Linked DNA regions of Homo sapiens: all the other regions are linked to region 3. Evidence: chromatin loops called from intact Hi-C (ENCODE). Cell type or tissue: heart left ventricle. All regions are shown on one strand. Region 1 overlaps LOC105370832 (a long non-coding RNA gene). Region 2 has its middle 65 kb from the start of LINC03065. Region 3 overlaps TCF12 (transcription factor 12).

The links. A loop is a pair of places that touch in the nucleus more often than their neighbours do. Peaks named below come from ENCODE experiments on the same cell type or tissue, not always from the same donor. Only the 100,000 strongest peaks of a DNase experiment are listed, where the experiment ranks them.
Region 1: it touches region 3 in a loop (4-fold over the local background); 40 of 110 quality-filtered maps call a loop at or near these places.
Region 2: a loop joins it to region 3, with 3 times the contacts of the local background. A loop is called at or near these places in 39 of 110 quality-filtered maps.

The regions. Positions count from the first base shown.
Region 1 is chr15:56,492,041-56,500,040 of GRCh38, forward strand. It overlaps LOC105370832 (a long non-coding RNA gene), which reads right to left. Exons shown (of 4, transcript XR_007064652.1): 2 at 4,873-5,033; 3 at 3,643-3,751; 4 at 108-460. Among named protein-coding and RNA genes, the nearest start is that of MNS1, 31 kb to the left of the region's middle. In heart left ventricle, a CTCF peak has its summit at 4,697 (motif pointing right); no DNase peak of the experiment used is centred here.
Region 2 is chr15:56,818,464-56,826,463 of GRCh38, forward strand. No RefSeq gene overlaps it. Among named protein-coding and RNA genes, the nearest start is that of LINC03065, 65 kb to the right of the region's middle. RefSeq lists an enhancer at 5,704-5,873. In heart left ventricle, a CTCF peak has its summit at 3,427 (motif pointing right); no DNase peak of the experiment used is centred here.
Region 3 is chr15:57,142,496-57,150,495 of GRCh38, forward strand. The region is part of intron 5 of TCF12 (transcription factor 12); the gene reads left to right. Among named protein-coding and RNA genes, the nearest start is that of SNORD13D, 130 kb to the right of the region's middle. In heart left ventricle, a CTCF peak has its summit at 4,083 (motif pointing right); no DNase peak of the experiment used is centred here; H3K4me3 peaks cover 809 bases; H3K27ac peaks cover 2,230 bases.

The DNA.
Region 1 (8,000 bases), 650 kb before region 3:
TAAATGGCTAATGTCCTGATTGATTGCCCTGCCTCAAAGAGGGTGACACTAGACAAGGTGAAATCACAAGAAATCACACATTTACTAAATGATTAGCATGGATCATATTTTCTTGCCATGTATATAAATGTTTATTTGTACTAAAATTTGGGACACAGAAACTTAAGAAATAAAAAAAGAATATTGCAACTACAAAGCCATTGTGAATTATCCTCAGTATCCCTGAGAAGAACCCTCACGCTATGAGGAGGACACTCCAGGGGACCCCGGCATGGAGGGGTCTCCCATACTACTTACTCCCAGTGCCACCAGATAGACCAGCTGCTGCAGAGCCTGCAACGTGAGAGTGGAGTACCTGAGAGGCCCCCTTTTCATCCAAAAGCCACTTGCAGAAAGCCTCTTAATGTGGCTGTCATCCAGCTTCCAGCTAAGCTGAGGGCAGGAGACTGAAGACTCATGTCTAGAAAGAAGAAAGAATAGCAAGTTGATTGGGCAGTCTTCTAAGTTGAGTTTGCAAAAAGCAGTGCATTATCCAGTACTCCTCTGTGCCTCCCATACTGCTGTCCTGGCACCCTCATGCTTTTCCTCTCCCTCTAAATCCTAAGGGAATAAGAAAAGGGAGATAAAAGCAAGCAAACAGAAATAAAAAAAAAGGATATTGCGTGGAGACTTTCTTTGGCCACTAGAGATGCCCAGTGAGGGTGAGCCAGATGAGCAGAATCAAGAACAAGGCTGGAGCTGCTACTCCTAGAGGTGGGGCAGGACAGAGTTCCAGGCAGCATCAGGGAGAGAAAACAAGGGTGTCCTGACTTGTCTGGAACCTGCTGTTCAGGCTGGAGGGCTGTGGAAAGCCAACCCCAAGGAAGAGTAAGGAATTAAGAGGAGAGGTCTGAGCTGCAGAGGGCTAGGTTGCTCCTGTCTGTGCTGTCTGAACTGCTCAACCACTGTGGCTTTTCTCAGAAATAGGCTCCACCTGGCATCCCTCCAGATGAAGTGCAAACTCTAGAGGCAGAGTATGGGCTGAATTGAGAGAGAAGTGGCCAGCACTCATGCCCAGACTCCAGGAGCACAGTTTGAACCCTACATAAAATAGAGTGGGGGCCAGGACTGCAGCAGGTAGAGTAAACACACGGTCTAACGTGCTGGGGCGAGACCAGGTGGGGTCAGTGCCCTGTCTCTGCCTGACTCTGCCAAAGGAGAGTGGGACTGGAAGCTTCCCTGCACTTGTGGGGTGTGGATAATAGGGGACTAGTGAAATTTAGAAACAAGAAGAGAGGCAGCTTTCTTTCTATGGGGGAGCTGGGGTTGGCCACATCAAGAAGAGCTCCAATTCAGGCAGATCAAAGTGTTCTTTCAGTAAGCCCTCTGGAGGCTCAGTGTCTTAGTCTGTTTTGCGCTGCTATAACATAGCATACCTGAGAAGACTGGCTAAAAGCAGAAATTTATGTCTCATATTCCTAGATGCTGGCAAGTCCAAGATCAAGGTGTTGACATCTGACCAGGGCCTTCTTGCTGTGTCATAACATGGTAGAAGGACAGAGAGAGAGGGACCAAACTCGTCTTTTTATAAGGAACATGCTCCTGCCATAACCGCATTAATTCATTCATGAGGGCAGAGCCCCCATGATCCAAACACTTCCCATTAGGCCTCATCACCCAACACCATTGCTTTGGGAATCAAGCTTTCAACATGTTAACTTTGGTGGGTCAGGGAGGAACATTCAAACTATAGCACTCAGCATGAATTGTAGCCACAATCACAGTTGGCACATATGACTCTGTGGTCTGGTTTTAAATTGGACTTAAAGCTTGGTAAAGGCCAAAATGCATTCAAACTTGGGTACTCTTCCCCAAACCCCACATATCAAATCCTTCAAGATTGGGTTCAGGTGCCACTGTCTCCATAAAATCATCTGAGTCTCTCAGCTGACCCACTACCTCCCTCACCTGAGATTCCACAGCCTTGTTTTCACCTTCCACATGGGTTTCCATCTTTGATAACTGGTGCACACGTACTCTTTCTCATGCCTCACTGAAAGGTCTGTGAGGCCAGTGCTCCTTTCTTGGGCATCTCTGTCTCCCCCTACAGCACCCAGCACAGTGGCTTGGAAGTTTCACTAGATGCTTGTAGAACAAATAGAGCAGCAGTTCTCTGGATCTGTTTTCTATTGTGTTAAAGGCAGAAGCTATATAAATGTTTCCCCAAAGTCATTTTTCTGATTCTCTAATTTAGGTTAAGTATTAAATACCTACCACATATCTGATCTTGTGTGTTCTGATTTCAAAGAAATGAAAGACACAATTGTGATCTCATTGTGGTAACACAACATAGAAGGAACAATTAGACTATGAGACTAATATAATAAATTGCTTAATTGTACCACATTGTAAGAGGAGATCAGAAGAGGGAGAGCTGCATGTGGTCCAGGGAGGGAAGGGAGAGCTAAAAGGGAGAGTAGTTGGTTACACTAAGCTTTGAAGATGGGTAGGATGTGCACAGGATGGCAGCCCTACTGATGTTGCAGCCCTTGCCCTTGATGCCCTGCCCTGGGCCTGGAGCCTGCAGTGACCCATCTCCTAGAGCTGTCCTGGTTTTCTTGTTGTTGGTTATGCCTCCCAAGCAGAAATTGCAGTAGTTATTGAGAAGGGACAACCATCAGGACACTTCTTGGATTTTTGTTTCTCATAAACTGAGAAAACTGGGCTGGGCTGGCTGAGAGTCCTCCGTGACTACACCCTCCTTCTCAGCTAAGTAGGAACAAGTTTCATTACAATGCTTTCCACTTGTCAAACACAGACCTTCCTTGCCCTGATCAACTGGGATGAAAGCTCCCCACTTCTTATGGGGCCACCCACAATCTGAGGCTTTACCCTTGCCATGACACTTGGGGTATCTTGTTCAGAGTTCCCATCATCCAGCTGTTGGAAAAGTAATTCCAGTACTCAGCTGGTGGTCATAGAAACTTAACTGTCCTCAGTTCAGGGATATAAGATTCCTTTAAGCCCTTCTACCTGAGAGATTAGACTTTCATTCCCCAGAGTCTGGTCGAGGTCTGGTTTAATAGGTAAGACAGAAAGCCATGGATCCTCAGAGGTAAGTTTGTGCTTTATCTGTCAACATGAGACATGGTGAACAGTGCTGCCTGGAAACCAGTCTCAGGCCCCGGTTTTGCCCTTTCATCCAGATAAAGCAATTGCTCTGGAATAACATGATCTGCGAGTCCAACAAACAGGCACACCCTACACTCAGCACACAGGCTGGCATTGTTAATATGGCATGCTTTATGGCTTCCCAAGAGAGCTTTGCTATGTTTCCTACCATGGCCACCATTTTCCCTCCCCATATAAGTCTTTACATCTTCAGTGCCTAGCCCAGAACTGGCATGCAAAGACATTCTATAAATGATGCTGAATCCTGAGGGAGACACTTGGCAGATGAATGACACTAGCTAATACAGCGTTTAAAGGCATGGTGTGACACAAAGATAAACATAAATATCCTCTATTTCTTTCACAACAGTAACTTTGAAACCCCATCTTTTGGAAAAGCATTGTCTCCACTATGATGCACACGTCAATGATTCTGCTTATCAAATTCTGTTGAGCCAGCATGGAAGGAACAACTCTCTGTAGTCTATTTACCTTAAGGAGCTCAGTCACATGTCCAGCTCGCAGCCTGTTTATCAGGATGAAGGATGCTCTCTGGAGAGAGCAGACAGCAGGACAGGCCGGGCTCAGATGACAGTCTGCCCTGTGGAGATTGACTTTAATGAAGCACAGAATAAACAGGAAGATTAAGAGGGTGCAAAAATCAGTGACAAGTTCTAAGTTCACCTCTCTGTTGGAAATGAAATGTTCTCTGTACACCTGAGAGCTGTCTCTGGGCTATAGATGAGGGCATCTGTTTGGTTGCCAATGATTCCATGCTATCCAAATCAGCCTCTATGTGAGCGCAAAAAAGTTTTCTCTTAATTTACAGACGTACTTCTATGCATTTTATTTAAATCTACCCACAAGGAAATTTTATTTAGAATGAGTAAAAATATTGGATTTATTAAAGGGTTTGAGAAAATATTTAATAGGCTAAGATGTTACCCTGACAAGCAGAGATTAAATGTTTTTAATATTGATCTTTTATAAAGTCCTTCCACATTCCTTTGTGCTGAGAAATCACGCTTTCTCAGCCATTCGTGACATAAAGGTGTAGTCAGTCCTGTAGGGATGGCTCACCTTATAAAAGAACTAAGTTCCTGGATTTAAATAAAAACAAAAACTAGTTTTCTTCACAACACAATGCTACTTGTTTAGGAACTTAATGTCATTTAGACATTTCATTGTACATTGTTTCAGTTCCTTATTTCAAATATGATTTTCAATAAATATTTAAAAATCTAAGTTACAAAATAACCAGAGGGAATAGTCCAGAATTCACACCCATCTTTTGGAGATGACAGTTTTGTTTAGAGGATCCAAATGGAAATATTTTCTCATGTCATCATTGTATGTTTTTCAAAAACATAGATATTACTAAAGGTGATAGCAAAGTATTCATTTTATATATATAGCATATTCCTTATTATTTAATCAAACTGTGAGAACAATTCATGTGTATGTGTGGGTGTAAACATATTGAATGCTTATCGAGCATCATGTAATCCTGCTGATAGTATTGTAGCATTTGTACCAGTAGATGGCACTCTGATTCAAATTGATATTCTAAGCTCCCTGTTGTCCAGCAGTATCGTTTCTTCGGTGGTAAATGGTAAGCACAGTGTACTAATCTGCCGGCATGTACCCAAGTGAAAATGTGTCGTAACACAAAAGTAACTCAAAACAAGATTTGCAGACTATTTTAGGAAAGCTGACATGTACCTGGGTAGAGTGCACAGTCATAATACAGTAATCAGAATGCCTGGATCCAGAAGGGATTCGTTGAGAACTTCTCTACTGAAGGGGCTCGTTAAGTAGACTTCATGGAATGGAATGGAAGGAACATGTGGCAGCGAGAAGCAGATATTCTAGGTAGACGTTGCCTTTAGGAAGGTAACCAGAGAAGTAGTTATGAGGAATGTGATATAGTTTGGGTCTACCTTGAGGAAGTCCTCTGAGACAGGCTTAAAGTCAATATTTAAACTTCATACCATGAGGAGAAAGTGGAGAGGGGGCAAGAGAAACACAAGCTAAGCAAAAAATAAGCAAACAAGACATGGTCAGCCAAAGTTATGCCTGGCATCCAATTTTCACTTTTGATTATTTATCATAGTAAATAAAACTCAAATCAGCCAACTGAGCCGCCATTTTTAATTTGGGGTTGTAAATAAGTGTAAGTTGTTACATTTATATTTTACATTATGTAATTCTGGAGATAATTCAACATATCTTAGTCAAATGGAAACACTGAGTTTTCCACCTAAATGTAGAACTCTGAACCACATGTCTCCGGCACTTCAAAAAGCCATCCACTAGTCTTTAATTTTTCGTTACCTTAATAAGTAATTTCCTAACCTTCTGGCTGTTTCGTCTGCAAATTCTGTGTATTGTTCATTTATTTTGCTTAAACTTACAATAACCGAGAGGTCACAGGGAAAGAAATGTATGTGTGATTAGGATTTCATTTGCAATTATTTTTAGAGCATTTGAGGCAATGGAGGAGTCTTAATTGGTATTATACTTTCTAATGCAAATTCTAAGTTAAAGCAGGAAAGAGATGTTTTAAATAATTCAGCAGCAACTGTACCAAATGAAGAATTAGTTAAATCTCTTTAAGGTCTCAAGTACATAGTAAACCATTAATGAAAACTACGTTGTTTAATCTACAGAAAGTGTTTTCCGTTTGCCATATGTTACCAGGACTATCACTAAAATAGTAATTTACTGTGAGGATGAGGCTTTAAAATGCTGTGCTGAGGCCCTGGGTTCTGGAACCACTGGCTAGGTCAGCACTTTGTGGTTTTAAGCAGCGATGTGCCTTGGGTAAGAACAAGAGAATGAGGTTCATTAATTCTTGAAATGCCTTAAACACAGACATTCTGTACTTTTTTGTTGTTGTTTTCTTTTTTGGAAGGGTGAAAACATCCTTAAATAGGTTTAGTACAGAGATTGGTTAGTTCTCCTCAAGAATAATAACATCTCCCTTTGAATTTCCATGACTGTTCATTGGAACAGGGCTTTGAAATTTGCTGAAGCCAGGGCTTTTATGTGGCCCCCATTCTGACCAACAGAACCAGTCTACAGATGACTAGGTGAAGTTAAGCGTGGAGTGTGGTAGAAAAGCACAGAAGAAATGGAGCTGCCATGGTGCGGATCAAACCCATGACCGAAGTCGTGTGGGCCACTGCTCTTGAGCACAGCCAGTCACTCTGAGTTTGTCACTGCTGCTGCCATTGTATTGCAGGTTTGCTGGCCCTGGTATTTTAAGATAGTTGGTCACATTCCTTAACTATGAAAATACATGTCCTGTTCAGGTAAGTTCATATGACTAGAGGGAGGTGCAGGGTTGTATTAAGTGGGGTGAATGGTAAAAGATTAATCTAGAATAATAGGAAAGAGGGTCACATTATGGAAAATGTTGGACACCCAGGACTTGGGTCTCATAGAAACAGGTCTGAGGCTGAGAACTTAAACACATTCTGACTTAGTCCCAGTAGTTTATTACACATTTGCCAAAGGAGTTGTAACTTAAAATTTTATTTCCAACCATAACCCACAAAAAGAATCGCATAGCCCCTAAAATATTCATGTTATTGCTGCTGCATGTTCATGCTAGAATTTGAGGTTTGCCTTCAGCTACACCTTAGCACAAAAGAAATCATACTAAAAATAATTGCCATAAAGGCATCAACTTGCTCATTTGCTCTCTTTCACTGTAAGACAATAAACAAATTAAATGATATCTCATTTGCCTTTATACATTTGCATATTTAAATGTTTGGAAACTTCCCTGCTAAGGAAATTGGGCCTCATCAGACAGACTAGTAGTGGGTGAATACCTAAAAATTTCAAATGTATTAATTCTTTCTGATTATTATTAGAAATTTTCATCGACTGTTAGACTATATCAATGGCATATTGTTGAATAAATGAAGCAGATTAACACAGCAGTATGCCATTGTGAAAAAAAAGTGATATACATGTTATATATTTATTTTCCAAATACACATAATGTGGTAATACACCCACACATAAAAACCAGTATGTCAGCTTTGGGAGACCGAGGTGGGAGGGTTACTTGAGGCCAGGAGTTTAAGATCAGCCTGGACAACATAGTGAGATCCTGTCTCTACAAAAAAATAAATAAATACAAAAATTGGCTGGGCATGGTGGTGCATGCCTGTAGTCCCAGCTTACTCAGGAAGCTGAGATGGGAGGATCAATTTAGCCCAGGAGTTGAATGCAGCAGTGAGCTATTATTACCACTGTACTCCAGCCTGGGCAACAGAGCAAGAGCTCGTTGCAAACAAAGCAAAAACCAGTAAGTCACCATCCCATGAGTACAACTCAAGTCATATTAACATTTAATAGCCAAACTAGAATGGCCCTGAGTCCCTCTTCTCTTTATCTGGTTTTTTAAAAAGTTCACGTCCCAAAATATTTCTGAGAGCCTCAGGAATGCTCACATGCATTAAAAAATATTAGTCGCAGGCTCAACCACCCATTAATGTGTAGCCTTCGTTTACATTTCTGGTAAATTTTATATTAGTTCACACAAAGCATGAACTATGAAAAAAAGGGGGTTCCAATTTAAATAGCCACTTCTGCCAACCAAAGCACAGAGCTTTCTCATTTTATCTAGGCAGTAGCAGTTTGGAGGTGATAACAAAGTATTCCCTCTCTTTGTGTTTCTCAATGTCCAAGATGTCCCAAAGTAAGGTAGTTTGATGTCCTAGTGTTCCAGTTCACAAAAGGTACACACATGCACACACACACACTTGCACATTCACATATACATATACACATTGCCTTTTTCCAGTCTATATACCACCCATAGAACCTAAATTGAA
Region 2 (8,000 bases), 320 kb before region 3:
GTCTGGGGTGGAGGGAACACATTTGGTCTTTGAAACAGCCAAAGGACATTAAGGGCCAGTCTTAAAAATAAGGAGGAGATCAAACTGAGTAACACTGTATGACTATAAAGCAATGGGCTGGTGGTTCTTGTGTGGTTTATGAATAGGGTGACCAAACTCAATCCATTTTGCCTGGAACTTTCTCAGTTTTAGGACTGGACATCTCCCTCAGTTCCAGGTAAATCAAGAAGATTTGCCTAAGACTCTCCCAGTTCTATAGCCCCACATTCTGGAAAACAGAAATAATCAGTCACCCTATTCATCAAAAGAGCTCTGAAGGTAGTTCCTAACAAGAAGTTCCAAAATCATTTAGAGCCATAGCACCTGACAAACTAGGCTTCCAATATAAGGGTTGTTCAGAAAACAAAAACAAAACAGCCTCATTCATTTAGTCACATATTATGTGAGAAAATAAATATTCACCCTGACTCCTATTTAATTAGAAGTACCTTTACTTAGATACTTTGATTCAAATACAGGGCCCAAACACCTCTCCACAAATGTTTGGTTGAAGAAAGCTTATTTACCTAATTAGAATATTTATGTGCCATCATGCATGTTTTATTTTTATATTAATATATCTCTTTGTGTTTTATTACAAAAATCTTGCTTTAAAAAAGACATTCAAATTTGTTTTTCATTCATCTGTAAGCTACAATACATGTAGTTACTATGTGTAGTAATCAAAGTGTGTGTGTGTGTGTGTGTGTGTGTGTGTGTGTGTGTGTGGTCTTCCATGAGGAAGCAACCTTCTTTATCCTCATCTTCTCTAAACCCTAATTCATTTGTACTTTCACTCATTTTCCCAAGGAATATGTTATTCCTTTAGAAGTCATTTTTAATGGCTAGAGAAAGATAAAGAAGGCTAAATAGGAAAGCCTTGCTCAGAAAGCCCTGTTGCTCCTGCTGCTGCTTTGAATAACACCTTATGGTTACACTATGTTATCCTTCTAAAATCTACTTTACATGGTTTCTCATATGTGTGAAGACCTTCATCCCTGAGAAGTGAGGGCCTAGGCAGGCTGGGAAGAGATATGGTAGCTGGGAGCCTGGGACATGTCTGAGGCTCATTGGAGCTGAAGAGGTAGAGATTCAGGGGAAGCATTCTACGGAGAAGCTGAATTTAAAACCATTTGGGCAGTACCAAAGAACCATCTTTTCTAAAAGGTTGGGTAGAGACAGAGTATCCATCCAAATATGAGGACAAACTGGGAAAATCCATTGTGAGCAAGCAAGTTTAAAACACAGCACAGAGGGAGAAGGTAAAAAAAATATTTAAGGTAGGTTTCTTAATTTTTTTATAGGATGCCAGCAGCCTTAGCCTGATGTGGGAGGAGGCTCTAATCAGGTCTGGCTCTTCTTCCACATTCCACTCCACTGGGTGGTGTTTTTCACTGGGTGACTACAAAGTCTTAACATGTTTAGGTGGGTTCTTAGTTGAGGTGGGAGCGTTTCATGTGTTTGCTTCTCTAGCAGACATCCTTTCTCAAGGACAGGTACCAGATCTGGCAGTGGCACTTCTGAGAATCCAGAACCTTTTGCAAGACACGTGGGCTCTTCTAACTCAGTTGTCAGGGTAAATTACTTGGCTCTGTGTCTAGGGCAGAGTCTCAGTGAACTGAGCTAGCATGAGCTGGCTGAAACAGACCTCATCTCTGCTTTTACTAAGAAAATAGAAACAACCACAAGACAACTGTAACATTTCCCACCAGCATTCTCATTAAGTTTTGCCTTTCCTTCCTTGATGATGGAAAAACTGTCCTAGACTCTTAGTCCTCCTAGACCTTGTGACTTAAGCCCTGGATTCCCCATCACCTACTCAAAGGCTTTGCTCTTTTCATCAATCACTGTCTCCACCATCTCTACATCTCCACTCTCTGTTTGATCATTCCCATAGCAGATACACATGCTATAATATCTCCTGTCTTTAAAAAACCTGTCTTCTCTAGAATTACACCCTCCTCCAACTACTCCCTCCTGCTTCTCAGGCCTCCTTACATCATCATTTCTAAAGCAAGTTGTCAATACTCAGTGTCTCTCCACTTCCTCATTTCATGGTCTCTTTTCAGTCTTCTCCAATCATGTTTGCTTCCCTATGATTGCACTGAAGCCATTCTTCTCAGGATCACCAGTGAGCTCTACATGTCTTAAATCCTCTGAACAATTTCCCAGCCCTTCTCTTACTTGACCTCTCAGTGGATTTTATTTCACTTGGTGAACCACCTGGAATCTGAGTCAACGCACTGTCTCGGTTTTCCTCCTGTGTCCCTGGATTGGCCTCTTCTGAGTCTGCTGGCTCCTTCCTCTTATTCCTCATTTTTTAATTTCTTTAAACATCTTCTGTTCTTTAAATACACTCGTTCACTTTATAGGAGATCTTATCCAGTCCCATGGCTTTAATTTCTGTCTCTCTGTCAATAACTCCCAGATCTATATTCTCTAGCCCTGACATTTCCCCTGAGCTCCAGACTTAACATATTCTGCCACCTACTTGACATTTCCATTAGATGTCTAATAAGCATTTCAAATTGAACATTTTCAAAATAGAACTTGGTCTTATCTCCCAAACCTGTTTTTCTTACAGTTTTATACACTGCAGCTCCTGGCTTTACCATTCATCCAGCAGCTCAGGATATAGACTTGAGGCTCATTCTTGACCACTCTATTCCTCTTACACTCACATATCATAAAAACCCAATTGTGTGGGCCCCTGCCAGACCTGACTACCTCTATTAGTGATGGCCAGGACGGGCTATCTTCAAAATTCCCAGCAGATGATTTCCAGGATTAGTGCTGTAGTCTTCCCTCGTGTGTCTATGGCTCCCAGGATTGGGTATGAAATGGTAAACCCAAAGTGCTTGAGGAAGGTGACTCTGGTGCAAACTGAGTTCCCGCATCTAATTTAGCCACTCCAACTCTATGACAAGTGATTCTTAATCCCAAGGAAGAGGAGCAATTATACTCTTTCAAAAGCCGGTTTCCTAGAGAAGGAAACCCAGAGGTGGAGACTTCAGGGCTGGGTCTTCCAAGCACTAGATATTGCTCATCTCAGTGGATGGAGACATTCACGTGGACTGGGCTGGGTCAGGTAGGTCAGGGGAAGGCAGGAATACCTTAAGTAAGGCTTGTTAGGAGACTGCATCTGCATCTGAGAACCAAGAAAAGCCTCCATCCCTTTTGAGCATGTCAATTATTACAACAGACTATGAAAAGAAATGTGTAGGGAATTGTCTAATGAATTCCAGGAATTGATAAATATATTTGATAAATCATGTGGGCTCTTCCTCTGGGACTACAAACACTTGAAGCATAATGCAGATGTCTCGACTGGACAGAATAGAGCCCAGTAATTCTTCCATTCTCTTGGACATGTACTTTTCAGGGTTGGCCTGCAGGTGGTGGTGTAGCCCACAGAGGACTTGAGGACCTGTCTGGACAAAGGACTCACAGGATGTTAGATTTAGATTCGTATATTAGGATTTTGTCCAAGTAGCTCATGCCTCCTTGATCCTGCATGAGAAGATGACTAGGGCCTGCACAGCCAAAATGACACCATAATCTGCCAGATCCCCCCTCTCCCATTGATGTCAAAGCTCTTGGACCAGTAAGCTGGGTTATCTACAACCTCTTCCCTGTCCAGGCAGAGGATAAGAGAAAAACTCCCTCCCAGATACACTCAAAATGTACTTCCCACGTGAGGTTGCTAGTGCCTTTGAAGAGAGGGCATCTGTGGGTTAAGTGGCCAATTCATCATGGTGCTGGTGTTGTTGCTCCCAGACTCAGTACATGAAGTTAGCATCCTCCCTTTCCCCACACATTCTCCACCCCTGCCAAAGCCTTGGAAATAGAATTGCTGTCCATCACTGGCTTGGCAGGAAGCCACACATATTTGTAGTGGGGTCACAAATTCATTCACTCTGTACTCAGATGTGCGAGGAAAATATAGCTTCTGTATTTCTCCATAACTCATCTACTCATCCACAGGGAATTGGGAAAAAAGGACCCTAAATTTATCCCCTTCAGTTAAACTTAGTTCAGCTCAATAATTCAGATGCCTTCTTTATGTAAATTATCTTTAGTTTCTTTAGGTAAAATACGGTCTTTACATTTTCTCTCCATCTCTTTGTTGTCCTCCAAGTTAGTGACTCTGTCTCTGTTTAGTGGGGTCTGTAAGAATTTAGATGACCCACGCAGCAGAGATATTATCTGAATCCTCACTAACCAAAGGTGAAGTGGCTAGATTTTCTGTTTACTGGACTGGTGACCACTGAAGGTTGATTTTTCTGGTTTGGCTTTTTGAGGTAAAGTAATTTCCTCTGGAATCTGTGTTTCTGGCCATCTCAAAGTTTCTACTCAGGTACCTCTTTGTTTTAACCAGAGCCCTTTGGCGTACCTCTGTGCTCTCAAAACCTCTGTCTCATCAGAACACACGGGACTTGCTAGATCACCTGTACAACATCCCGGCCATGTAAGCCCAGGAGTGATGGCTCAAGCTCATCTATCAACCCACCTACTATACCACCTCCTCACCATCACTCCTTGCCAAGACTCTGGCCTCTGGCCTTCTCACTTCTTGTCTTCCTCATTTCTTCCATAATCCCTTGGAACTGGAAGGGGCAGTCTTTGGGCAACTCATTCACCCATGTACTATCTCCCTTCCAGGGTAGAGCAACGCATATCATGACCTAGCTTTCATAGGTGGTAAGGTTATCTTCTTTTTTCTTAAGAAAAAAACACTATGAGTTGAGGGCCCCATCTTAGTTCATGGTATGCCTTAAATCTGAATTTAAAAATCCTTTCTGGACAAAGCCTAAGTCTTGCTATAGATCAGTACGAACAATAATCAAAGCACAAAGGTCAGAAATTACTTTGTTGTTTTAGAGTTATGCTGTGCAATATGGTAACAGCTCCATGTGTCTATGTAACTTTAATTTTTAAATAATTAAGGTTTTTAAATTCAGGTCCTCAGTCATACTAGCTACAATACAAGTTTTCAGAAGCCACATGGGGATAGTGGCCACTATGTTGGACATCAAATATATAAAACATTAGCAGCATCACAGAAAGTTACATCGGACAGCTATTCTAGAGGCTGTCTACCCTTTTCCCTTTTCTGAGGCACTAAAACGCTTTTTCTTTTTGGTGACGGAGTCTCACTCTGTTGTTCTGGATGGGGTGCAGTGGTGCAATCTCAGCTCTCTGCAACATCCACCTCCCAGGTTCAAGCAGTTCTCCTGCCTCAGCCTCCCAAGTAGCTGGGATTACAGGTGCCCGCCACCAAGCCCAGTTAATTTTTGTATTTTTAATAAAGATGTGGTTTCACCATGCTTGCCAGGCTGATCTTGAACTCCTGACCTCAAGACCCACGTTGACCTCCCAAAGTGCTGGAATTACAGGCTTGAGCCACCGCTCCTGGCCTAAAATGCTTTTTAGATGGGTGGGAGCTTCCCAGAGAAAAAACAATTACTTATAATGGCCGCTGCTCTGCACTCCCAAGACGCGGGTTAGTCGATAAACCCCACCCACTTCCCCAAGTGCCGGTGGTATTCTTCTCTGTTTCTCCTAAGGAGAGGCTACATAATTTATGGAGCCCAGTAAAAAGCAAAACTTTATTCACAAATTATTTTAAGTTTCAAGCTATCAACACCAGAGCATGAATCCAAGTACAAGGTCTGAGGGCGGGTCCCAGTGTGACTGCATAGGGCTCGCACCTAGGAAGCTGGCCTTCTTTGAAGAGAATTGCACCCAACAGAGATGTCAAGGCAGCACTGTGGGCTCACTGGGGAATTTACTTATGAGCAGCAATGCCAGAGCCCACAGCTGCACTAGTGCTGACCAGGCTCAGATGTTAACTCTGACAGCTGCCCAGGGAATGCCTGTGGCTAGATGGAGCCACCCAGCCAAAAAGAAGTGACAGGAAATAAGGGCCCCAACATGTTGTATTGGAAAGCCCATTGCTGGAAGCTCTGGACATGTCAGCTGCTTCCAGCTGGGCATGTTTCTATCATAGCCAGGGTTGTGTCCAGCCAGGAAGGCTGAGACCTGTCAAGTCCATCATTTTAGAAACTGCTGAAGGATGGGGAAAAGGCAACACACCCAGGAACTACGGCACAGAGAACTATGGCCAGCTTTCTTACCTGGACTCTGGCTGTGAGCAGAGCATGGTGTCCAGGAGCCTGTGTGCAGAGGAGGTCTTACCTCCCCAACCTGAGAGACAAAGGGATTTGAGGTGGCTCACGCCTGCAATCCCGGCACTTTGGAAGGCTGAGGCGGGTGAATCACTTGAGGTCAGCAGTTCAAGACCAGCCTTGCCAAATGGTGAAACCCTATCTCCATTAAAAATACAAAAATTAGCCAGGTGTGGTGGCAGGCGCCTATAATCCCAGCTACTCGGGAGGCTGAGGCAGGAGAATTGCTTGAACCTGGGAGATAGAGGCTGCAGTGAGCTGAGATCGCACACTGCTCTCTAGCCTGGGTGACAAGAGTGAAACTCCATCTTAAAAAAAAAAAAAAAAGAAAGAAAGAATCTACTAGTAAGTCAAGTAGATGGAAACAGAGGAAACCAGACAAAAACAAAAAGATGTGAGGTGGAAGGTGAGACTTGGAACTTGTAAATAGTCTGTAAGATAAGTAAATTAACTCCCACAGCTTTTTAGAGTATAGCAGATTGGTACCTACACATAGAAATAATTGGCAAAATGCAGTAAAAAATAACTTTTAAATAAACAGCTGAATGCAAAAGGAAGAAAACGGTTTTAGAATAAAGAGAGAGGACGAAGCCGCAGTGGGTTCAGCCTGACTTGACCCCAGCTCAGCTGATAGGCTCAGTGGTTCTTGTGCAGAATTCTCCTTGGATGCCCTTGTTGCTCATATTGACCCCTGGCTTTTGGCCTGGGGGACCCAGGCCCCAGGCCACCTTCTCTGTTTAGGTTCAGAAGCTGCAAAAGAGAACTGCCTGAATTCCCTGAGACACAGGCTCTGGAGACCCAGGAGAAGTCCTTGGAGGAAAACCTTGAAGAGCTACTCCTGCCATGAAGAGGGAAATAGAAAAGTCCAAATCCGCAGTCTGAAAAAGTAGTATGGAATCCTGGGCTTTTCGTTTCTCCCAGGGGTCTTTTAAATTTTAATCCTACCTTCTAACTTCCAGTATAGAGGAAAGGGGAGAATAAAGAAAAAAACGGCTGGGTGAGGTGGCTCACACCTGTAATCTCAGCATTTTGGGAGGCCGAGGAGGGCAGGTCACTTGAGGTCAGGAGTTTGAGACCAGCCTGGCCAACATGGCAAAACCCCATCTCTACCAAAAATTCAAAAATTAGCTGGGTGTGATGGCGCATACTTTTAATCCCAACTACTTGGGAGGCTGAGGCGGGAGGATCACTTGAACCCGGGAGGTGGAGGCTGCAGTGAGCCGAGATCATGCCAGTGCACCACTTCAGCCTGGGCAACAGAGTGAAAAAGAAAAGAAAGAAAAAGACTAGCTCAACCTAATAGAAAGTAGAAAAGAATAAAGAATCAAAGTTAAAGAATAACTGGCTGAAGGAGGATTGCTTGAACCTGGGAGGCAGAGGTTGTAGTGAGCCAAGATCGCACCACTGCACTCCAGTCTGACTGACAAAGTGAGACCCTGACTCAAAAAAAAAAAAAAAAGATAAATAGAAAACACAACATGAACCATGTATCAATAATCAAAATTCATATAAATATTAACATATTGAATTTCCCTACAAAAAGATGGAGATTCTCAGGATTTTTAAAAATTCAGCCAAGAGACTACCTAGAACTTGATGACACAGAGAAATGATTATGTAAATAGATGGATAAACTGTACTAGAAAAATATTTTTTTAATTAAACGTAATATTATCATCTTTTTTTAAACTTTAAGGCAAAATAAAAGTAAGGGATAAAGAGGGCCATTATATAATGATAAAAGGATAAAAAGATAAAAATAAGAATTCACAT
Region 3 (8,000 bases):
CCAAATCTGTACATTTTGAACAACAAAATAAATAGTGATAGTAATAGATTTATAATTCTTTGAATAAAGTAGGAAACTATAAGTCTATGCTGATATATAAATTATGCTGATAAATGAATAAAGTTTTGTGAGAAACAGGATTTTTACCTAGTCTCAAAATACCTTCTCACAAAATGCTTATCAACTAAAGTGGGAAAAGGTAACTTTTCAGTTGAGGAGCCTTAGCAGACACCACCTAATGAAGTGGTCGATTCACCATCAATAATGGGATAATTCAGATTCATGTGCCACCTAACAGAGTGCATTGAGAACACAGCATCATTTCTGTGTTACTCTTTCCAATCTAATCTTAAGGAAATACCATGCAAAATAAATTGAGGGACATTCTAAGCTACAGTATGAAGGATATGAAAGTCAAGAAAGTTGACGAGAATGAATAAGACTAGCATTTGATAGCACAATGTGACTGCATTCAATAATTTAATTGTAAGTTTTAAAATAACTAAAAGAGTATATTTGGACTGATTATATGTAACATAAAGTATAAATGCTTGAGGTGATGGATACCGCATTTACCCTGACATCATTATTATGCATTGCCTACCTTTACCAAAATACTTGATGTATCCCATAAATATATACACCTATTACGTGCCCCCCCCCACCAAAAAAAAAAAAAAAAGAAGTAAAGCTAATGCATGATTCTGAACTTGGTCCTTTTGTTAAAGGACATTATTGAGACATTTGGTAAAATTCAAACAGGGTCTGAAGATAGTAATGTATAAATGTTAATTAGATGATTCTGATGGTTCTGTCATGCTTATTTGTACAGTACACATCAGCACATACACACCGAAGTATTTTGTGGGTGGTAGAGCATCGTGTCTGCTGCTTATTCTCAAAAATAACTAAGGGGAGGAAGTTTCATTTACTAACAACTTTTATGTAAGCTTGGGACATTTTAAAAATTAAACCGAAACAGCAACAAAAAAGGATTGTTTTGAACCTGAATGTGGAAATCTCAATGTCAGAATATTTAAAAAATGGATTTTGTGTTCCATGTATAGAGAAGGAAAAAAATCTTTTAGGTTTTAAGCTGGGTTGTAGGTTTTCTGACTGGGGCCCTGTACATTTGTGTGGCAATAGGTTAACAAGAGAAAGGCAGACAGAGGTTTATTCACATGTGCATTGCCTATACACATGAGTGTACCCAGAGACGAGTTACTCAAAAGACTGTTTAAAATTTGGAGTTTGTATACCTAACTTGGTAGAAGAAAGAGAGGGAAAAGTCAGGGCACTTATGGTAAGCAAATGACTTTTTGTAAAAATAAATGGGTCTTTAGGATAATAGATTGGAGATAGGCTACTTTGTGACAGTGTCTCTCTGGGTGTGGTGCTTACTTCTGTCTCCAGTAAGAGAGATTAGAGTTGCTCCTGGGGAGGGTTTTTTTGACAATTGAGTTCTTTTAGGAGGCTCTGCTTTTAGGCAGATAAGGATTTCAGAAACTGAAATGCCTTCAGCACAAAATAATTCTTATGCCAAAGTGTAATATTTTAGGATAGCATATCCTGATCCACCTTCACATGCACTGGGAAACTTCTATTAGTTTTTGAACAGTGGAGTGTAATGAAGATGATGTTCTTGTATGGATAGATGGGAGCAAAGAGAAACTAGAGGCAGGGGTATCAGTTGGGAGCCAAATGCTTATGTGTTCATCCACAGGAATCTAAACTGAGATGGTGATTGTTATGGGCAGAAAGAAAGGGATAGATACGAGGCACATTCTAAGGATTATCTTTTGGAATTTGTTCACTCTTAAAATGAAAGTGACAGAAAGAGAAATAGATGATGCGTAGTACAAATAAGTTCACATTCTGGACCAGAACAGGGCGTATTCCTGAACTTACTTGAAAATAATTTGATGACATCTTACTGTTTAATGTAAATGCTTTTAATGTAAACAAGTAGCATTTAATTACATAAATTACTTAGAGTTCTTACACTTTATAGGCTTTCTTTTCTTATACTTGTGTTCCTAAACTTGTGACCGTTTTGTACTGATGATTGGGTAAGTCAAATCATCAAATGACGTAACTTCGTTTGTTTTTCCCTCTCTTTTTGAGACAGCTTCTCACTCTGTAATCCAGGCTGGAGTGTGGTGGCACGAGCTCAGCTCACTGCAACCTCCGCCTCCTGAGCCCAAGTGATCCTCCCACCTCAGTCTCCCAAGTAGCTGGGACTACAGTCACACATCATCATGCCCAGCTAACTTTTTTGAATTTTTTTGTAGAGATAGGGTTTTGCCATGTTGCCTAGGGTGGTCTTAAACTCCTGAGCACTAGAGATCCACCTGCCTCAACCTCCCAAAGTGCTGGGATTACAAGCATGAGCTGCCATACCTGGCAGACCTAACTTCTTTGTGCACATGTTATATGGGTTACTTCACATGCATGAATTCTTTTAAAGATTTTAGCTTATCTGTAAGGAATATACTATATACTATGAGCATTTAAAAATACTTTTCCTGTATCAAATACAATGTTTATTGTAGAAAATCAAAATATGGATGAGCCAAAAGAAAATAAGAACATCCCTTATTTAAGAACATTTAAACATCTTAATAAGAACATTTCCATATGCCCAGGGCTACTGTGCTGCTTTAGTCTTCTGCTCTAAAGTTATTCTGCAGGGTATTCTGTCCATAGCTAATATTGGGAGAAAGGCAATCTAATTAAGCTTATTTACATTAATGAGTATTGGTAATGTGTTACAGTACAGAGAACCTAGGATTTGGAATCAGAACCTGAATCTTAGCAGTGTGCTCAGCCTTCACTACATTTATGACCTTTGGTAATTTAGTTGACCTCAATGATTCTCATTTATAAATGATTTCTCATTTATAAAATGGGAATAATAAAACTTGATTATCAGGGGATTGGTGAGTGTGAAATAAGATAGAAAATGCACAGTAAATGTAGTTTGAAATATGTAAAAAAAAAATGTGTACTAGGGATCATTGATAATGAGTGATGGACTTCTAATTCTTACATTATTTGCTTTTTGAAGTTTCTTGGTCACCCATATTGACCACAGATTGATAGAATCTTAGCTGTTCATTTAAAAAATATATTTTAGAGAATGAAAAAGGGAAAAAGAGTTGGTGTAGGAGTCACTTTGGTAAGCACGCTGACATAGCCTCAGTTTATATACTCAGGGATGCCTTCCTAGAGCTGTTCCTGATTCTCTCTTTCTTTGAATCCACCTGATCTCTAAAAGCTAACTCTATGCCCAAAGGTCAGTCAGCCTCTCCTTATGCTACTCTGCTCCTGCTGCGTGATAGTTGAGGGTAGGAAGGCTTTTGAGTTTAGAGCAGCGTTTCTGAAGCTTTATTGCTTATAAGAATCATCCAAGGATCTTGCTATAAAATGCAAGTTCTAGTTCAGATCATCTGGTATGGTACCCGAGATTCTGAATTTTTACAAACTTCATGGCCTTGCCTCTGATCTGAATATTACACTTTGAGTGGAGTTAAAAAACATGAATGATGTTTTTTATGTGACTTTTTATTTCTAAAGCTATTTGTAACTTAGGGTATTACTCATATTGTTATTACATATACCCTTTAAGATTTCATGTTAATTTCTTCTATTTAATACAGTCTTGTTCTCTGTGTAAAGCCTCAAACTCATTAGTTGCCCCAGGGTAATAATGAGGGTAACCAGTACTAGCATAAAGTGGTTACACAGGAGAACCAATACCAAAGGAAAATGTAACTGATAGTAGCAAGGTTTTTCTTTCATTCTTAAAACTTTGTCAACATCTCTCACTAATAGTAAATTAAATGTGAAATTTAAAATGAAATTACTAGATATACAAATTTGTTACATTTTCACCATGTTACAGAGTATTCATGTAAAAATCACTTATATTTAATAGCCAGTGTATTCATATTGTTTTAAATTAGGATTTTGTCTTAGGAGAGTTATCAAGTTCTATTTATTTCTGTGATACAAAAAATATTCAAATTTATATTATAGAACTCTAAGGAAATGAATACCGGATTTAGTCAAGGCAGAAATACCAAGACACAAGGGGGCACTGTCTTACCATAATCTGACTGATTTTAATTTAGCTTTTTGTTTGCTGTGAATGTCTTTCGTTTCCAAAATTCTGTCTTCTTTGTAGTTAATCATGAAAGCTTAAATATTATACATTCCTCTAAAGCTGTAATACTTAAATCAACTGAGCTTTCAGATTTCACAAATCAAATGTGCTCTTAGCAACATTTGGGAACCTTTCATTGTATTTGGCGTGAAATTGGGAAGAGTGGATGATAATTAGAGATGGTGTAACACACTGTTAGTGTTTAGGTCTGCGGTGGGGAAAATCACTGTAAAAATAATTCAGTTGATTTGGAGAAATATAGTGCCTCTGTTAGGCAGAAATGAGTTGGGATAAAGATTGAACTGTTATAAGCTGCAGCTGCATTTGCCATAAAATACCAAGTTGGTGCTGATGAATGTTTTGTTTTTATTGTCATGGAAACTTGGAGCTGGAGAATGGATATTCTATTCATTTGGGAAAATAGCAGTGCCTTGCATAAAACATAAGGGCCTTCCAAAGCAGTTCCTTAAATAGATATTGGCTGAATATAATCCAAAAAGTTGAGGAAGTAAAAGTGAAATAAATGCAATCATTTCTGGATCACTTCTTCCATTCTCAGTACTAACAATGTAACTATATATTCAGTTATTAAGCTTATTACTTCTAGAAAGTTTAATTCCAGTAAGCATGGTATTTGTTTAACATCAGTGTAATAGTTATCTAACCCTTTAGAGCTATCTTTATATTTATTTCCTTAGTTGTAAGATATCTTTTGGGAACTCTAAACCTATATCCTATTAAACAACTACTTCTGATCCCCAAATAGTTTGTTTTTTAAATTAATCCTGCTTATCTGCTATAATCTTTCATTGAAATATTTTAAAGCATTTTATACTTTTTTTAAAGCTTTACCCAAAATAAACTCTTACCATAAAAGCACTAAGTGAGATCTTTGCATGTTCTAGGGAAAAAAAACAGAAAGTATAAAATAAAAAACCTATAAAGGTGCAGTTAAATCCTTGTGCATATTTTATAAAATTATGAATGGAAAGAGACAGTCACAGGAACAGAAAATGCAAAGGAGTTTTGGGTTCAGTTATCACATATGTGATAATAGCAAAATACAAATATGGAAAATGATAGTAAAATGTAGATAAAGTGACAATACAAATTAAAGCAGAGTTCCTAAACTTTATAATAGGAAAAGGGGAAATTGTGAGTTATAATGGTTTTACCAAAGGTTACTGGCCAAGTTTCATTATCTCTGCAAGGGAAACTAGACTTTTTTTTTTTTTTTTTAAACAAAGTCTTGCTCTTCTGCCCAGGCTGGAGTGCAGTGGTGTGGTCATAGCTCATTTCAGCCTCCAAATCCTGGACTCAACAATCCTCTCACCTCAGCCTTCGAATAGCTGGGAGTACAGGTGCACGTCACCATGCCCTGCTAATTTTTTTTTATTATTATTTGTAGAGACACGATCGCACTATGTTGCCCAGGCTGGTGTCAAACTCCTGGGCTCAAGCCATCCTCCCACCTTGGCCTTCCAAAGTGCTGGGATTACAGGTGTGAGCCACTTTACCAGGTCGATTTTTGTTAACAGTATAATAAAAAGAAAGAAAGAAAGAAAGGCTAGAGTGGGGTTATTTTAGATAGTTTAGTCAGAGAACCCTTCTCTGAGGAAATAATATTTGAATAAATGCAAATGCACCTGTAGTCCCAGCTGTTTGAAGGCTGAACCCAGGGTTTGGAGGCTGGAATGAGCTATGATCACACCACTGCACTCCAGCCTGGGCAGCAGAGGAAGACTTTGTTTAAAAAAAAAAAAAAATTGTCTAGTTTCCCTCACAGACTTAATGCTGTGACAAAAGAACAATTCATACAGAGGGGCTAACAAGCCAAACCAGCAGCCTTCAGTGGGAGGGAACTTGGAAAGTTGGAATGTTCAAGGAAAATGACAAAATACAAGTTTACAAAAATTGTTTTTTCAAAAAATGCTCAAATGGCCAGGCACAGTGGCTCATGCCTGTATTCCCAACACTTGGGAGGCTGAGGTGGGTGGATCACTTGAGTCTAGGAGTTCGAGACCAGCCTGGGTGACGTGGCAAAAAAAAAAAAAAAAAATACAAAATTTAGCTGGGCATGGTGGTGTGCACCTGTGGTCCCAGCTACTCAGGAGGTTGAGGTGAGAGGATAGCTTGAGCCTGGAGGTAGAGGTTGCAGTGAGCCAGGACTGTGCCACTGCACTGCAGCCTGGTTAACAGAATGAGACCTCATCTCAACAACAACAGAAAGCTCAAATGTACTTACAAGCATTATAACTAACAACAACGTGACCAGTTTTCCCACGTGAGACGGGTCTAGGTGTAGTCTTAAATCTATGTTTACATTGCCAGGATATACAAATCCCTCGGAGAAAGAACAGGAGTGCTTTAAGATTTTTCAGTATAAATTTTACTGTTAGTTAGCATATAGTTTGTCAAAATATTTTAATGAAATCAGTGACTTTTTAAATTGAATATAAAAGTGTCAAAATAAATGTAAATATGACGTAGCTTGCATAGTGAGAGACAGACCTCTAAGAAGCAGTAAAATTTAATAATAGCAATTTTCACCAGTGTTTTTCATGCCCTGTGGTTATCTGTAGCATATATTTAGAGTATATGTATGTGGGCAAGGGTTGGGGCCAGGAATTAAAGACCTACACAACAAAATACATGATACTGAATTTGGAGAACTGGTCACAACATGCCAAAGAAAATAGAAGAGAACTAGGAACTGGACATTGTATTTCATAACTGAAATGATGAGAAAGAACTGGAAAATTGCCAGCCTTTTAACCTTTTAGAAATAGCTATGTGTGTAGTTAGTACAGGAGATCATTTTCTTAGAGCAGTTTGTTCTAAATTCAAATATGTCAGCAGACTTAGTGGAATTCAAAGTATTTTAGAAATAAAACATCTAATGTTGGAAATAAGAGAGCACAATATCATAAAAACAGAGGTAGTTTAACAAAGTTTTTAGATTGTCCAAGAGTTTATCAAACCCATTATCTATTATGGTAAAGTCTCGCTGAGTAGGATGTTTTTAACTTAGGCTACTCCAAAAAGTAAAGATAGTAGCAAATGTAGATCCAACTTTTCAGGTTATCTTCTACCTCATGCACTACTCTAAGCAGTCTTTGTTTGTTGGAAAGTCTGATTATTTACAGAAGTCAAGTTTTGTTATGTTCTATCTTTTTCTGATCTGTAAAAATGGGTTTGCTAGAGAAAGACTAGGAGAAAGCTTTTTTATTTTTTTCCTTTAAAGGGGGTGTGTGAAAGGGTTTCTAAGAGGTATAAAAACCTTAGGAAGTTTCATAGTGGTCCTAACTAAATCATTACTTTTCAGACATTTGACAGTAGGCACTCCATGAGAGCAGGAAAACAAGGTGAGTCCTGAAGTTACCCCCACTCTCTCACTGCCTGTAGGAAGATTCTGGGCCACAGCAAAAAGACGAGATAATCAAACGCAGCCTGGCAGTCTTTGTGAGTTGAGAAGACAAAAATCAGAATTCAGAGAAGCTATGGGACTAGGATTTATAGGGTAAAAAGGAAGGAGCAGAGAGAGAGCAAGGGAGCTCAAGATCTTTAGAGTTTGGTTCCAAGTCTTTGGCCAAGTACTGACATGTACATGCATGTATATGCATGAGAGGAAACAACTTGAGACCAGGGAAAGCTCACACAAAGCTGGGAATAATTCTTTCTCCAATGAACCAAAGTGGAAAGATCTCATAATTAACAGGGCATGTGTAGTCTTCAAAAGGGTATTGTGTTGGTGGTGCTGAATTAGACCTGGACTAAAGGGTATTCTTGACCCACTGTTAGAAATATTAAAGGCAAACCTGGAAAAGGAGCAAAC